2 separate regions of the Homo sapiens genome follow, and region 1 is linked to region 2. The links are chromatin contacts, found by Hi-C or POLR2A ChIA-PET in ENCODE. All regions are on one chromosome and are shown on one strand. Each heading gives the region's core, a stretch centred on a gene start or an enhancer-like site at or near the end of the contact. The rest is flanking DNA. Distances are from core to core; before and after follow the strand shown.

The links. Hi-C counts contacts between places; a loop is a spot of excess contacts on that map. ChIA-PET counts read pairs that join two places held with the same protein, here RNA polymerase II (POLR2A). Pooled maps may share reads with other maps.
Region 1: a loop to region 2 is called in a pooled map, with 5 times the contacts of the local background. The contact joins the promoter of GOLGA1 here to the promoter of RC3H2 in region 2. A Hi-C loop is called at or near these places in 1 of 37 single-sample maps with no recorded cell type and 6 of 50 pooled maps. POLR2A ChIA-PET finds 5 or more read pairs at or near these places in 1 of 52 experiments (K562).

What each region holds. Positions count from the first base shown.
Region 1 is chr9:124,938,356-124,943,341 of GRCh38, reverse strand. It overlaps GOLGA1 (golgin A1), which reads left to right and starts at 2,259. Exons shown (of 23, transcript NM_002077.4): 1 at 2,259-2,371; 2 at 3,187-3,236; 3 at 4,476-4,765. The coding sequence starts at 4,631. It overlaps SCAI (suppressor of cancer cell invasion), which reads left to right. Exons shown (of 18, transcript NM_001144877.3): 18 at 1-734. RefSeq lists silencers at 1,825-1,884, 2,215-2,584 and enhancers at 1,666-2,166, 2,167-2,667.
Region 2 is chr9:122,901,831-122,906,854 of GRCh38, reverse strand. It overlaps RC3H2 (ring finger and CCCH-type domains 2), which reads left to right and starts at 1,496. Exons shown (of 21, transcript NM_001100588.3): 1 at 1,496-1,745. RefSeq lists a silencer at 1,392-2,041.

The DNA of each region.
Region 1 (4,986 bases), core at 1,010-3,509, 2.0 Mb before region 2:
ATACTTTAGAAAAAAATCCATCAACTCAGCCCCGTTAGCAAAACTGTTTGGATTCATAGTTTTTATATGTGTTAACAGTAGAATAAATTTTGAAGGGGCTATTTACTACCAATGACTAAGGGGAAAATTATACTGTCACTATCATTTGACTTGAACATTTGTGGTATTGTAAAAGTCTTGTCAGTTGTGTTCTAAATTGCTTAAGCCATACGTTCTCTTAAACAGGATGTTTTTTTCTTCCTTTCCAGCAGCCTTTTTCTTCTTTGTCTGTTATGGTTAATACTCCATAGATTTTAGAAATTGAGAAGTTCTTGAAACATTTTATTTTCTTGAGTTCATCACTTTTGACTCTTGTATGAGATGTGATTTGTCATAAAAGATAGCCTTCCACTACTTCACTAAATGAATTTCAGAGTAAACACTGTGATTCTGCAGAGCGGATTCAGTAGGCTTTCCAATGTTTTCTCCTGCTATACAGTGCCTACCACCTTGAGGGCACTTCAGTACTAGAGGATGAAAACTGAAACGTTGTTTTGATGTTTATTGAATAACGAGATTAGAGAATATTTGATTTTTGTTGTCAGTGTATTAAAGAAATTTTCACATTGATAAATGTTCTCTAGGAATGTGTCTACATTCATCAGGTGTGAACTCTTGTACATGAATTTTGTACCTTGAATCCACATATATATTAAGTGTATCATCAATATAAAAATAAACATTATTTGCTTAAAGTTTTTGGTACTTTTTCGGTATTGACAGCTGAACTGTTAGGGTTTGCTTCATTCAAATATCTCAGAGGCTTTGAACTATCTTGGGGTTGATGCTTCTTGTTAGTTTGTCAATGTTTGAATCCTGGTTTTGGTTTTTTCCCTGCCCTGCTCCTGCAGGTCAGAACTGGAACACGCGAGGGAAGGGACTGTTGAAGAATTGGGTGGAATCTGCTTATTCTTGGGCTTGTGTTGAGTCTGGGGATGGAACCAGAGTTCCTTAAGGTGGAATGGCTGGCTTGGCATTGACGAGTTCAGGGACCTGACTTAGGGTACTGATTTGGACCGTGACTTTTTGTTTGAGATAGAGTTTCGCTCTTGTTGCCCAGGCTGGAGTGCAATGGCGCGATCTTGACTCACTGCAACCTACACCTCCCGGGTTCAAGCGATTATCCTGCCTCAGCCTCCCAAGTAATTGGGATTACAGGCATGGGCCACCATGCCCGGCTAATTTTGTATTTTTAGTAGAGACGAGGTTTCGCTATGTTAGGCTGGTCTGAACTCCTGACCTCGGGTGAACCACCCGCCTCGGCTTCTCAAAGTGTGGGGATTACAGGAGTGAGCCACCGCGCCCGGCCTGGACTGTGACTTGGAACAAGATAGTTTTTCCTCTTTTGTTTATTTTCCTACTGCCTGCATGATTGCTATTTATTTAAAGAGACGGAGTCTCGCCACGGTGCCCAGGCTGGTCTGGAAGCCCTGGTCTCAAGAGATCCTCCCACCTCGGTCTTCCGAGTAGCTGGGACCACAGAAGCGCGCGCCGTGCACTTTTGATGTTTTCAACTTCCTTCCTAAGCAGAAAGGAGACGGCCCAGCAGCGGATGGTGAAGCTAATCCAATATAGTGAGCTGCCACCAGCGTTTTTAAGTGCATTACATAGTAAGAACGTGGTTCTGCTGGACGTTATGTACTCGGTTGCGATATAAAACGCATCATCTACAGTAGGTGACAGGCGCCAAAGTCTAAAAACTGGTCTCAAGGTGTAAGGTCCCAGGACTAGTTTCTGGAGCTACTGGCTTGTGAGTGAAGCTGGAGGCGCAGACTTCCCGGGTCACACGGTGGCAAGGCAGCTGCCTAGGGTGCGGCGGGACCGGGCGGCGCGGGGGGGCGCCTGGCCAAGCAGTGCAGCCCCGGCCGGGTTTGTAGCCAGCACAGCACAGCGGGGCCTGTGGCACCGACTGGGTTCTTTTACTTTTGACACGAAGCCCCTCCCACTTACCACGCTCTGCACGCGCCCCTGTTAAAATAGAAAAAGACCGAGAGGCCTCGGAGACTCAGTCATCATCTGTGGCTCTGGCCGCTCGCTGACGTGGCGAACTGGGCTGAGGGAGCGCCCGGCTGGGCACCCGAGAACTCCAGCCGTTCCGGCCCAGTCGCCGCTCAGAGGTGGTAACAGTAGCCGCCAAGGCCGCGCACGGGCGCATGCGCGCGTCGGACCAACCCCCTCCCCCCACCGCGCAGTCACTTCCGGCGCGCTGGGAGACGTGCGGTTCCGGGTCGCTGCTCGGCTCGCCGGCTGGGCGGTGGGGGTTGGTGACGCGGGCCGGGGCTCACGAGAGGCCCGGGAGGCGGGGCTTTGCTGGCTTCCCAGAGAGAGGCAGGTGCGCGGGCCAGGACTCCGGGAATGCGAGCAGGCCCCTTATTCTCCCAGTGGCCTCGGTCTGTCCCCACAGCGGCCCGGTCAGGGTTGCCCGAGCCCCAAGGCGGGGGGCGGCACCGGGGTGCTGAAAGGGTGAGAGTGGGGGCGGAGGCGGGCTGCCCCGGCCTGGGAGTCTGGAGCCTAGGGTTCCGGGATTCCTCCCTGCGCGACCTTGGACAAGTCGCTCCTCCTCTCTAGGGCTCAGTTTCCTTGCTGTCAAATGGGAGAGATGTTGGATCCTTCCTTTCTTTGACAGTCCAAAGCACGGGCGGGGCTGGAGGTAGCCTGAGGGAGTGAGATCCAAACTGCCGTGGCAGGCACCTGCCTGCCTCCCTGGGGGTTAGACATCTGTCTTTACCCAATTTTGCCTTGCTTTTTGTCAGTGCACATCCGTGACCAGACGCCCAGGGTCTGGCCGGGTAAACAGTATGTGAGTGTAGTAATCAACTGAGAAATAAATACTGGCTCCAGGAAAACTTAACCTCATTCAAATTGTTTTGCTCAGGGCTCCCAGGGAGAAGTGAATTTAGGCACCCGCTGCGGTGATCAATTCTGTTCTATGCGCTTGTAAGTGAAGCTCTTAGGCAAAAAACAATTTCATAGGAGATCAGGGTTAGGGAGGGTATCCCATTGAGAGTTGTGACAGGTTTTCTTACCCCCTTTAATCCTTCTTCTGCCCCTCCTCTTCCTTCACTTCTTCCCCCTATCCCCACCCAACATTTTGGCCATACACTTGAAAAGAAATACCCAATGCATTTTATCTTTGTCTTCATGCAGGACAGAATGCTTTGACCTCCAAGCTGTTTTAAATCTAGTAGATAAGCCAGGTGAGTAAGTGGTTTACACACATTGAAAGTAAAGTTTCTGAAGAATTGTACAGCCTTAATGGAGGATCTGAAGTGGTAAGATGGCATTTGTGTATCTCAGAGCAGAGCTTAGGTATCCTCCACAAAACATGGAAAGTTAAGGTTGGAACCAGAATATTAGTGTTTTATACACCATTAGGAGGAAAAGGTTTTTGAATCTTACTTTGAATATCATGTCAAACATTCTTAAGAAAAGAAACTGTGAGGCCGGGCGCAGTGGCTTATGCCTGTAATCCCAGCACTTTGGGAGGCCAATGCAGGTGGATCATCTGAGGTCAAGAGTTTGAGACCAGCCTGACCAACACGGAGAAACCTCGTCTCTACTAAAAATATAAAATAAGCCGGGCATAGTGGCGCATTCCTGTAATCCCAGCTACTCGGGAGGCTGAGGCAGGAGAATCGCTTGAACCCAGGAGGTGGAGGTTGCGGTGAGCCGAGATAGTGCCATTGCATTCCAGCTTAGGCAACAAGAGCGAAACTCCATCTCAAAAAAAAAAAAAAAAAAAAAAAAAAAAAGAAAGAAAGAAAATAAACTCATTGGAGGTAATTTTATCAAACTCAAAACCACACAGCGTCTCTAGAAAATGTTCAAGGATATCAGATACTTATATAATAGAGTTGTCTGGTGTGTCTTCTTTTTTCTGTTACCAGCTTTTCCTATTGGACAGTTGATTGCAAACCATCCTGAAACAGTAGGATATTACACCTTTTACATATTGAATTACATATTGAATATTGAATTACATATGAATTGAATTACATGCATTTTTGTCTTCAACTTAAAGAACACTAAACTGTAGTTAAGCTTATTGGAGGAAGGATTTGAAATCATTAAGTCATGAATATATGATGTTGATGTCTGCTCTGGGACATTTTACCAAGTGTGTTATATGTCATAGCCAACATGTAATTAAAAAAAAAAAACGTAGAGATTTGTGAATCAGAGTCCTCTGTTCAAATACCAGCCCTTCCACTTAGCCACACAATCTTTGGTAGGTTACTTCATCTTCTTGAGACTGGGTTTCTTCATCTGTATATGCATATGAAGCACCTGAGTGCTTTTTAAATGTTTAGTAATTGTGTTCTATAAGTGTACATGTAAGTTATGAAACTTAGTTTTGAAATCTAAAACTTAACAACTCAGATGCGAAATCTTTCCAATGTTTAACTTTTGAACTGTCTCTTTCATCTGATTTGTAGATCCTGTGTTGCCATAAGCCCTTGGCCCACATTTAAGTGGGAATGCAGCTAGCTTGGATGTCTGAAACTTTGTAGGCGCCTCTGTCTGAATCCTGAACACAGGCACCAGGACTACTGAGAGCTCGTCATCTGTGCAGGATAGCCACACAGCAAACATGTTTGCAAAACTGAAGAAGAAAATTGCAGAAGAGACTGCTGTTGCTCAGAGGCCAGGAGGTGCTACTAGGATCCCACGGTCTGTGAGCAAGGAATCAGTTGCCTCAATGGGAGCTGACTCAGGAGATGACTTTGTAAGTACCTTTACTTAAGAAATAAAGATACTTTTGCAGGGTATTCTTCCAATAAATATTTTAAATTGCTTGATTATTTCATACCTTTCATGGTTTATAGCTGTACAAGAGCCTGTACATCTGATTCTTCTTACTCTGAGGTACCTTTTTGTTAATGTTTGGTTTGTAAATGTTAAGGTACTCTATATTTTTTTCCTTATTTTTCTGTGAGTTCCTCTCCA
Region 2 (5,024 bases), core at 247-2,746:
ATTATTGGTTGTTAACAGTTCTCTAGGCCTGGCATATGTTTCATAAAGAGAAGAGAACGAAAAAGATAATGTGTGGAAGAAACGTCTTCGATGTGGCCAATGAATCTTTTTTCAAAAACACTGATTTTTGCCTGTCATTCAGACAAATATAATAGGTAATAACTATATATTTTGTTAAAACTGTAGAAGCAACCTTTCCATATTCTAATTTATCGTAGGTTTACTTCGATATTTTTGTTGTTGGGCATCTGATTTCACATTGGAAAGTGCCTTGAGTTTAATTACAAGTCATGGTCATTTTTTTTCTTCTTTTTTTTGTTGAGACGGAGTCTGGCACTGCCCCCCCGCCTGGCTGTAGTGCAATGGCGCGGTCTCGGCTCACTGCAACCTCCGTCTCCCGGGTTCAAGTGATTCTCCTGCCTCAGCCCCCCGAGTAGCTGGGATTACAGGTGCCCGCCACCACACCCGGCTAATTTTTGTATTTTTAGTAGAGCCAGGGTTTCACTATGTTGGCCAGACTGGTCTCTAACTTCTGACCTGGCGGTCCACCCGCTTCGGCCTCCCAAAGTGCTGGTATTACAGGCATCAGCCACCGCGCCCGGCGTCATGGTCATTTTCTAGCCTACATTCTTTAGTTTCTCATCAGTAACAAGGGGTACATTGTATCTGTCTTCTAGGATCACTTTGCTAATTAAATGAAATGTAAATAAAACTAAAATATTTAAAATTAAATATCACCTAACACAGGACCTGCCTGACACATACTAAGTAGTTTATAAATGTTAATTCTGATATCCCTATTCCAAGTCTGTTTCATCTATAAATTATAAACTGTAAGAATAATTCTTACCTTAGTTCGCTGTGTAAAAAGCTTCAACAAATATTTGAGATATGATGCCAGAATTTGTGCTTAAATTTTTTATTTTTGCCAGCTTTTGAGGAGCTCAGAGCTTTCTTCCCCCCCTCCCCCCCCCACTTTGGACTCTTTGTCTAGAAACAGAGTTTTCTCTTTAATAAAGAAGTGAGATGTGGAAGTGCCTGCCAAATACATGTTTTCTTCTTGTTTTTGTAATGGGGAGATTACTTGACATCTTTGTAAAGGGATTGAGGGATCCTGTCGGCATGTCATCACAGGAGTGTGAAGAAGAATGTGACACAGATGTATCAGATTCTGCTCAATGGATTCCACGCTTTTCACGAAGGGAGTTAAGACACTCGCTCAAACCAGCGTCTAGGAAGCCGGCTCAAGGCGCAGATGAATGTGCAGGGAATTTCCCATCAATCCCTTCGGCTTGCCTAGTCCTTCTCACAGTACCTCCCACAGTGCTCCGGGGCTCCCTTGTCACGTGATCGGGGTGGATCCGCTGAGGCAGAGGGAAGTTGATTCGCAGTTTGGGTGGCTGGGGCTACTACGCTTTCCTTCCAACTCCCGACTCCCGGGCTTGCGTAATCTCGCGTTAAGTGGGGAGTAACTTCTCGCGAGAGCTAGATCGGGATCCCTCCAGGTCCGCCTCCGTGGTGAGGAGGAGGAGGAGGAGGAGGCGGAGGTGGAGGGAGGAGGAGGAGGCCCCGTCGCGGCCTTCGCCGCCGCCAACGGGGCTGTCCCTGTAGCTCCCGATGGAGTTTGAGGTCGTGAAACCTCCGCCGAGCTCTGCCCCGGCGAGACGAGGCGCCTCCGTCGCCAAGCCGCGCCGTCGCGGGGCTCCCGGGAGCGGCCCTTAGCGACCCCGCCCGGGCCCCCTCAGGTAGGGCGGGGGCGGGCACGATGCGGCTCGGGCCCCAGCCCGGGTGCCTGGTCCCCGGCGGTCGGGCGGGAGACCAGTCTCAGCCCTGGGGCCTGTGCGCTGTCGCCCCTGGTGCCTCGAGGGTTGGGAACTGAGGGCCGCACCTGACACTCGGATGGAACCCGGGCCCTGCGGAGGCCCCTCTCTCTGGTAGGGCTTTTTCGATGCGGAGCGACCGGCTCAAATGGCCACCTTCCTTCGACACTGGCCGAGCGGACGCCTCTGACCCCTAACGAACCCACCCAAGCAAAGGCCCGGCTTCACTCTCCCTTTTCTACACCAGTTAGTAAGGGGGTTTGGAAGAGGTCCTCGAAACCAAGTCTTCTCCTAGCTTTTCAGCTTTCTGCCCTGGGGCTTCCCGAGACCCTAGCGTAGAGGGTGGTGGAGGCGATCTGAGTGGTAAATAGGAACCCCGGCCAAACAATGCCCTGGGAGGGCTTAACCTCCCAGGATGGGGACGGCCGGACCTGAGTGGTTGCACAGGGGTTGTGGCTAGGAGCAATGGCATGAAACACAGCCAGGAAATTCTGCTATGGCTTTCTTCTTTCCCTCTCTCATTTTTCCTTTTTGGTGTAGCCTCTTGAGGAGACTCTTCCACCATCTTAGAAGAATGGTAGAAAGCATCTTTGTTTCCCAGAGAAGCAGCTGTACTTTTTTCTATCCTTAGCTTTCAGGATGGGAGAAGATGAGGGTAGCTGTCATTTCCATCCTTCAAATCCCAAGGCAGCCGTTTAAGATACCGGCAGATAAATCCTTCACACCAAAATTGACTCAAGTAATCACTGGCATAAAGTAAATCTAATCCAGTGATTTATTTATATTTTCATAACCCTTGGGTTCCCTTTTTAATTCCTCCTCTCCCCTTACCCACGGCCTTCCTTTTTTTCATTTCTACTCTCCCCCTACCCATTGTGGGTGGGTGAGTTTGTATCCCAAATAAAGTGCTTTAAGTAATCTTTTTTCCAATTTTGTATTGGCCAAACTTTTAAGTTCCAGTAGGAACTTTTGGTTAACCTGAGAAAGCTAACGTTGCTATACCACAGTGGTATAAAGTCACTCAAAAGCAAAGAAACAAATGTTAGCCAGTGCAGCCTTTTAATGGTTAAACATACAAACTTAGTTAAAAGCTTTTTACGATATTAAGAATATTAATAGATTCTCCTTTTTAAAAAACCTTTTAGCTGTCTAAAAAGCTATACCACTGTTGTAGCTTCACATGCCTTTCTTACGTTGTTTACTTCCACGTTCAATTTTTGAAGAAATAGAGGTCGTTACATCCTGTTAAAGACTGCTTTTCAATATTGACATTTTCGTTGATTTGGAGATTAATGTTTTCAAAATTTTAGAGTTTGGAAAATTGCTAGGAGGACAGAATGTGAAACATATTCTAGTTACGTTTAGAAAAAGCAGATGTTATAATTCAAACAGGCACTTGTTCTATGAGGATTTAATTACACTCGTGTTCATTAGTGGATCCTTTGAGTTACCCCTGATCTGTTATTTCTGTTGTGGTAACCTGACATGTAAGAAGACTTACGTCCTTTGTTCATATATTTTTGTTAAATCATACTCTGCTTTTGTAATTTGCTGTCTTCCACTTTGAAAAAACCAAAAATTTGCATTTTGGCAAAGCATTCTTCTTTACACTCAGGATTTTATATTCAAAAGTTGAACTTCTACATTGTTTGCAATAGCTAAGAACGCTAAAAAAAACTTCATAACAAGGTTTTAGTAACTACTTACTGTTTAGTTTGTACCGTGTTGAAGTTTCACTTTTTAGTGATGGAAAAAGGAAGCATGGGTAAAATAAAGCTAGCTGAAAATTAAAAATAAGTTCATGTTTTGCATCCAGTCTCATGAATGTTATGATCAGCGTCTCTAATTTTACTAAAGCTTTAAGTGTAAGTGTGAGTTTTACCTCAATTTCCTGATAAAAGTTCTAAGTATTACTTTATAATTTAAATATTCTAGAGTTGCACTGTCCAGTACTAGCCAGTGGCCACATGTGACAGTTGAAGATTTGAAATGTGGCTTCTGTGAATTGAGATGTGCTTTAGGTGTAAAATACCAGATTTCAAAGACTTAGTACCAAGATTTTTTTTAATATCTCAGTAATTTTAATATTGACAACATGTTGAAATGATATTTTGTATAAACTGGGATAAATAAAATATATTACTAAAAATAATTTTAGCTATTTTAACTTTTTTTTTTTTTTTTTTGAGACAGTCTCTCTCTATCACCCATGCTGGAGTGCAGTGGCACCATTCGGGTTCACTGCAACCTCTGCTTCCAGGTTCAAGCAATTCTCATGCCTCAGACTCCTGAGTAGTTGGGATTACAGGAAGGCACCACTACACCAGGCTAATTTTTGTATTTTTAGTAGAGATGGGGTTTTGCCATGTTGACCAGGCTGGTCTGGAACTCATGACCTCAAGTGATCCACCCACCTCCCGCCTCCGCCTCCCAAAGTGCTGGGATTACAGGCGTGAGCCACCACGCCTAGCCTCTTTTAACCTTTTTTAATGTGACTACCAGAAAATTAAAAATTACTCGGATTATAATGGCTCACATATTTCTATCGGATATTACTGTTGTAGATCAGCATTACTCTTCCAAGAAATATGTTAGTGGAATAAAAGTAGATGTATAAAAACCCAAAACTTCCAGATAGATTATCCTGTTACAATCAGAATAATTAAAGAGCTAAGGACTTTGGTAATATGAAGGATGAAGTTATCCATTGGCTATGATTTGATAGGCAGAAGTAAGTTCTATCTCAAAGAAAGTATTTTTCTCGTCATCACTAATATTAGTTATACTTGTTAAAATAGAAAGTTGGCTGGGCGCGGTGGCTCACGCCTGTAATCCCAGCACTTTGGAAGGCTGAGGCGGGTGGATCACCTGAGGTCAGGAGTTCGAGACCAGCCTGACCAACATGGATAAACCCCATCTCTACTAAAATTACAAAAAATTAGCTGGGCCTGGTGGCGCATGCCTGTAATCCCAGCTACTCCGGAGGCTGAGGCAGGAGAATCGCTTGAACCCGGGAGACGGAGGTTGCAGTGAGCCGAGATCGCGCCATTGCACTACAGCCTGGGCAACAAGAGCGAAACTCCGTCTCAAAAAAAAAAAAAAAAAAGAAGTAGTTATCTCATTATTGCCCTATTAGAATGCATTGAGACTGGGCGCCGAGGCTCATGCCTGTAATCCCAGGACTTTGGGAGGCCAAGGTGGGCA